Linked DNA regions of Homo sapiens: region 1 is linked to region 2. Evidence: chromatin contacts called from ENCODE Hi-C or POLR2A ChIA-PET data. All regions are on one chromosome and are shown on one strand. The core of a region is the stretch at or near the end of the contact, and the rest is flanking DNA. Distances in the headings are between cores, read along the strand shown.

Region 1 (3,078 bases), core at 60-2,559, 1.0 Mb before region 2:
TTATTCCTCTGCCGCAGATACTTGTCCTGCTTCTCCACCTCGGCCAGGTATAGGGCCAGCTTCTCGTCTCTGGGATCCGACCTGGAGACGATCACCGGCTCCGCCGCACTACTCGGGGCGGCCTCGATGCTCCCGGCGGGGGGTGCCTCGGCCTCTGGGTCGGGCCTCCGCGCCGCGTCCCCACCGGGCGCGTCGCAGCGATCGCCGCCCCTCTCCCAGCCCCTGGGGCCCCTCTCCGCCAAGTGCTCTTCGCCCCACGGACCGGGGCCGGGATCGGGGCTCCCCGGGGTCGCCGCGGGGCCTCGGTGCTTGGCGGCGGCCAGGGCCTGGCGGTGCTCGCTCAGTCGGAAGTTCCGATCGGGCCCCTCCCGTGTCGCGTCCAAGCCCGCGGGCTCGGGGCAGTCGGGCCGCAGCAGCTCCTCCAGGAGCCAGGCCGAGGAGCCCCGCCGCGGCGGGACCGGGGCTGCGGGCGCCGGGGCGAGCAGGAGGCAGCGGCCGCGCGGGGCAGCGGCGGAGCCCGCGGCGCCGGGAACGGGATCGGGCCCGTGCAGCAGGAGCCTGTCGGCGCCCAGGGCCCGCACGGTGATCTGTGCGGTGGACGTGTAGTGCGGCGGCAGCGGCGGCTTGCAGGACGCGCCGGGCGGGCCGGCGGCGGCGGAGGCGGGCGCGGCGGCCCCGGACACCACCTCGAAGCAGGAGGAGAAGGCGGGCATCTTGGCGGCGGGGACAGCGGCGGCTTCCCGGTGCTCGGCGGCCGCGGCGGGCTGGCACTCACCGGTCTCGGGCTCGGGCGCGGCGCCGGCGGCTCCCGGGGGCTGCAGCGAGACCTTGAAGGGGGTAGCGGCGGCGGGTGGCGCGGGGGCGGCGGCCGTGGGACCCGGGGCCCCGGCGGGGTAGTGGGTGCAGACGCTGCTGTAGAGCTGCATGTCCCTGCCCGCCGCTCGGCCCCTTATAGGCGCGGCGAGCCCCGGAGCGGGGGACACACCCTCCGGGCCCGGGGGAGGGGGCCGGCGGAGCGCGGTGACCCAACGGCCCCAGAATAGAGATGAGCGAAAGGCAGCCGGCCGCCGCGAGTCAGCAGCCGCGAATAGCGCCCGGGTCCCGGCCAAATTCCTGCTGCGCCACAGCGCAGGGGGGCGGGGACGGGACGCGAGCTCGACCCCTGCCGGTGCGCTCGGCCCGCAGACCCGGGGCGCCGCGCCCGCTGCAGCTGCTTCGGCCCGCGGCGGCCGCTGGGGACTCACGGAGGAAGCCGCCCGCCCCGTTGGAGCGCGTCCCGCCGGCGAGGAGGAGCGCGGTGCGCGCGGAGGCCCGGGAGGCGGGGCCGCGGTTGTTTACCTCAGGCCTCGCGGCCGCGTCACGTGGACTCACTGGAATGCGCGGCTCTTTGCGGCGCCCGATTCAGTCGCGCCTGCTCGCCCCGCCCACTCCGGCCCGCGCCCCGCCCCCTACCGCGCTCCGCCGACGTCACGGGCGTGGCCCTCGGCGCGCGAGCGCGCGCGGGCGGGGCGAGGCCGGGGGCGCGGAGGCCTGAGCAGTCCTGGGATCCTGGCTGGGCCTCCCGCCCACGTGACTCCCACGGACCGCTTCCCCCACCTGGGCACTGGGCACTGGTTTCTGCGCTGCGCCACTCTCCTCAGCGGCTGCAGTGGATGCTGCGGGATGGGAGCTGCTTGGGGCGAGTTAGCATGCTCGGAAAGCTTGCGTGGCAGGAAAGCTTCCGGCATGGGTGTGGAGAACGGAATGCTGCCTTAAAGTCTGTTTGGCCTCTGCTGGTCATGGGCTACCATCCCTGCTTGCATTCACTACTGCCTCTTTTCTTTTATCTTTTTAGAGATGGGGGTCTTACCTGTCTCCGAAGCTAGAGTGTAGTGGCGCAGTCCATAGCTCACTGCAGCCTTGACTTCCCGGGCTCAAGCGATCCTCCCGCCTCAACCTCCAGAGTAACTGGAAACCACAGGTGTGCACCACCGCACCCGGCTAATTTTCTTTCTTTCTTTCTTTCTTTTTTTTTAAGGCGAGGGTCTCACCACAGTTGCCCAGTCTGGTGTCGAACTACTGGCCTCAAGCTGTTTCCCGCCTCGACCTCCTAAAGTGTTGGGATTATGGGTCCTAGCCACCACTCGTGGAACCGCCGCGTCTTTTCCTTTTTTTTTTTTTCTTTTTCTTTTTGAGGCAAGGTCTTGCTCTGCCTTCCAGGCTGAGTGCAGTGGCGCCATCATGTCCCACTGCGACCTCGACCTCCAGGGCCCAAGTGATCCCCCTTCCTCAGCCTTGCCTTGGGCAGGGATTACAGGTGCCCAGCTAGTTTTACCACTGTGTCTTTTCTATGCATTTCCTTGGACTCACCGGTAAGGGTGAGTCCGCTAGTGGATTCTCTTGCCTTGCTAAGACAAAACCAACTTTGCACCTCTGACCTATGCCATTTGGCAAATATCTGGCTTGGGGGAAAGCAAGGAAGCCTTTTAGGCTTTTATAAACAAGCTTTCTCAGAATACCAAATGCAGTATCACTTAGGGCCCTTTGAGAATAGGTGTGAATGCTAGCCAGAGGTCAAAAGCGGTGGAGAAAGTCGTGACCTGCATTCCGGGGCAAGATAGACTATAGAAAATACTTCTACCGAGTCTTTTTGTAATACCCGCCTTTGTAAGGGAAAGCCAGAGGTAGTGGGAGACTTTTGCTATATTCTGAGCTGTGATCAAATGCTAAATTAACAGGGCCTAAACATTCGAATTGAACCCAGAGGTTGTCCTAACATTTTAGAGATAGGGAGACTGAACCTGTAGGTGATGTAGGCTGTACTCCGGTCCCCACCTTTCCGGTGGAATGTGAATTCCAGGAATTGAGAGACTTGGGTCTTGCTCTTATATTTCCATCCCCTAACACCGTGCTTGGCACATAATTGGACCTAATTAATATTTACTAAGTGAATGAGTAGATGGAAAGCGAGTTTCCAAGGTTTGTCAGACAGTGGTGAAGCCAAGATTACTATCCAGGTCCCTTGACCCTAGCCAGGGCTTTTAATTATCTTTGGGCAGTATGACTGGCAGGGTCCCAGCTCAGGTCACTCCAGCCGCT
Region 2 (3,205 bases), core at 458-2,957:
CTGGTTAAAAGTTTTTTTTAAAAGGATCTGACTTTTAAATTGTATTTCATCATATATTTTTGACATGTTCATATCTCAGATGAGTTGAGGGACTGAAGAAATGAGTTTTTAAAAAATTGGTGAATAAAGGGAACCAACTAGCAAAGAAGGTGGTTGTGGCAAATGTAAAAATAAGAAGAAAGATGTAGTGAAAGGATGAAAGGGCCCTGGGAGTGGAATAATATGAAAGAGGGGACTTTTGTGTTTTGTTCACTGCTGTATCTACAGCATCTAGAACAATGCCTGGCACATGAAAAATGCTCAACAAATACAGTGTACTTGTTGAATAAATGACCTCCAAGGATACCTCCAGTTTTGTGTACCAGGATGCGATAATTACTGGGTGATTGAGGAATACACTAAATTTTTAACTTTTTTATTTAGAGCTTTCCAGCAGTACTGACACAGGTGTTATAAACTTTCCCTGCCAAGATGTGGCCTTTTCCTAACGAAAAGTTCCAAAGGAATGGAGATTGAGACTGGAGTAGTTTCTTAGAGGAGGTGGCTACTCCGATCCTCTTCACTCCAAAATAAAGTGTACTCCCGCTCACTTCCCTCAAAACAAATCCACCACTTATAAATGTGCAACCTGTGGGGCCATTTTTGAAACGTGTAATAAATAGGAGGATGTGGCCAATTTTCAGCTGAAACACTCCCCAGATATGCCTCCAAGCACTGTGTACACCACCATCTTGTAGGTGTTCTGAATGTCCCCAAGCCCCATGTTTTGCTCACGAGGCATGCCACCCTAACTCCCTGCTGCTGGAAATGAGAATATGTCTGAGGGTAACAGATGAACAGTAATAAATGGCTTCCATTTTCTTCATACATTTTTGATGGGCTGACCTCAGAGAACCAATCCCTCTAATGAAGTGGAAGGCATCCTAGAAGTGAGAGCTCACTTGTTTCACTTTCTTATTTGGAAAATGGAATGCTGGCGTGACCCCTTCTTAGCTATTCCTAATGTATTACTGCTCCAAAACACAAAGAGCAGGTTCAGAGATAACTTCTCCTTGCATCATTCGCCTTTTGGTTTTATGTTTGTCTCACAATAACTTTAGATAATGTGCCCTGTTTCTTTTTTTTCCACTGATTCAGCAAGTATTTACAAAGCCCCCAGAACACTGCTAGGTACCCTGCTAGGCTCCAGGGAACAAAAAATTCCCTGCTCTCCAAAAGGAGATAAAAATCAAGTGGGCAGAGAAGCCAATAAACGTGTAAAATGCGTTATCATACCAGGAGGTTATAAATGCTACAAAGAGAAATAAAACAGGAGTATGGGAGATGGGCAGTAACAAAAAGCTCTAAATCCAAACTTTACTACGCTGCTGTCAAAAAAAAAAAATATTCTATGCTCCCCCCAACCCTGTTTTGTTTTTTGTTTTGTTTTGTTTTGCCCTTGCAGCTTGCCAGCTCTAACAATAGCTGCCTTTTAAATAGTAGTCACTCTGAGGGATGAGAAATTACCTAATGGGTCCAAAGGACACTATTTGGGTGGGGGCAGCACTGAAAGCCCAGACTTCACCACTCTGCAATACCTGGAAGCAACAAAGCTGCACTTCTACCTCCTGAATCTAAAAACAAAACTAAAATAAACAATAGATTCTTCACTGCTGACTCCAAGCCCCTTTCTTAGGTTCGGTTTCCTCCCGCTTCTCTGACCAGGCGCTTCCATGGGCTCTGCATAAAAATTCGAAGATGATGGGATCCCCAAATCAGCTAGCAGCCCCACAGCCCTCCCGCCTTCCTCCCCTCTCTCCACGCCTCCCCCAGGCCGGCGATGCCGTCAGGGCCCGTGTCTGAGGCGTCCGGTGGATTCAGCAGAACAAACATCATAAAAAGATTATTTGCGAGAGGAGAAGACGATGCTGTGAGAACTTGGTCCCAGAGACCGTCTCAGAGCAGCAGAAAAACCGCAGGAAACCTAAGGAGCACGACCCTGACGGCGACGGAGGGGGTGCGCGCGGACAGCACTGTCACCTCCCGCCGACGCCAGGGCTCAAATCGGAACGAAGACTGGGCGGCCACAAATGCCGGCTTCTCCTTTCTTTCGCTGAGGCGGAGAAATCGCCCAGCGGTGCCCGGCGCGCCTCCCGCGGAAAGCGGGCGGTGACCATTCCGACAGGCCGTCCGCAGCGCTCCCTTTCCGCAGACAAAGCTGCCTCGAAAGGCGCTCCGCGGCTCCCGAGTCACCACGTTCCATTCGGCAGAAGAAAGCGAAAGCGGCCGCTCCCTGTCAGGCAGCCAGACAATAGCGGCGGGCAGGCCGCTCCACGCCAGCATCTTTGTTTCCCTCGCGCCGGGAAACGAAGTCTCCGGATACCACAGAAACCAGAAGCCGATACCACAGAAACCAGAGGCCGCTCTTCCCGCTCGGACGTTTACAGCGGGCGGGAGCGTGGCGGCCACCTCCGTCTTGGGGAAGCGGCAGGTTGAGCCCCGCACCTTGCTGTGCCCTCTAGAGCGAGCGGAGGAAGCAGGCGAAAAGCTGCTGCGAGATGTTGCGGCCTTGCAGACGTCTCAGCTCCTCCCGGCACGGCGGCCTGGTAAGGCGGGAAGTAGCGCCGGCCCCGCGCGGAAGGAAACGTGCAGCGCGATGCGGCTTAGCGCGGCTTTATAGAGCCGAGGCTTTATAGAGCCGCGCCCCGGCGACCCCTGCGGTGACTGCTGTCGGTCCGCGTTGTGTGTGTTCTCTGTTTCGGCCTCCGCTGCCCGCTGCGGCCTTGCCCCTGCGCCTCGGAGTAGCCGCCGCGGGCCTGTCTGCTGGAGCAAGGAGACCCGGAGGCCGTCCCAGGGGCGAGGGGGTAGCGGCCCCGGCCTCTTGGGCCCTCGGCCTCGCGCCCACCGAGCCCTCTGCCCGGGTTTGGTTGGGTGTGGAGCTTGCGACGCGCCCACTTCCTGGGCTGTGCTTCTGCCCGAGCTGATGCCTCGCCGCGACGCCAGGCCCTATCTTGACAGCGGGTGCCAGCAGGTCCAGGCCTACTGACGGGCGGAAGTCGGCCCGGTGCCCCCTCACACGCCCACACGCCGGGCGTGCCTCAGTTTCCTCTATTGTGACAGAATAGAGATGAGACGATGCAGGTTAAAATTACCTACCGGCGCATAATGAGTTCTCCAGCATCTAGCTAGTTCTACCATAGGATTAATACCCAAAACCACGTGGGTG

The links. A loop is a pair of places that touch in the nucleus more often than their neighbours do. ChIA-PET counts read pairs that join two places held with the same protein, here RNA polymerase II (POLR2A). Pooled maps may share reads with other maps.
Region 1: a loop to region 2 is called in a map of CD8-positive, alpha-beta T cell, with 2.9 times the contacts of the local background. The contact joins the promoter of OTUD1 here to the promoter of LINC03027 in region 2. A Hi-C loop is called at or near these places in 4 of 168 maps with a recorded cell type or tissue (CD4-positive, alpha-beta memory T cell, CD8-positive, alpha-beta T cell and naive thymus-derived CD4-positive, alpha-beta T cell) and 17 of 50 pooled maps. POLR2A ChIA-PET finds 5 or more read pairs at or near these places in 4 of 52 experiments (B cell, CD4-positive, alpha-beta memory T cell, naive thymus-derived CD4-positive, alpha-beta T cell and 1 more).

The regions. Positions count from the first base shown.
Region 1 is chr10:23,437,306-23,440,383 of GRCh38, reverse strand. It overlaps OTUD1 (OTU deubiquitinase 1), which reads right to left and starts at 1,309. Exons shown (of 1, transcript NM_001145373.3): 1 at 1-1,309. The coding sequence starts at 926. RefSeq lists silencers at 91-460, 601-940, 991-1,580.
Region 2 is chr10:22,436,431-22,439,635 of GRCh38, reverse strand. LINC03027 (long intergenic non-protein coding RNA 3027) reads left to right here and starts at 1,707. Exons shown (of 1, transcript NR_036533.1): 1 at 1,707-3,205. It overlaps LOC105376449 (a long non-coding RNA gene), which reads right to left and starts at 2,561. Exons shown (of 4, transcript XR_001747392.2): 1 at 2,485-2,561. RefSeq lists enhancers at 1,292-1,792, 1,800-1,959, 1,793-2,293, 2,260-2,309 and a silencer at 2,780-2,959.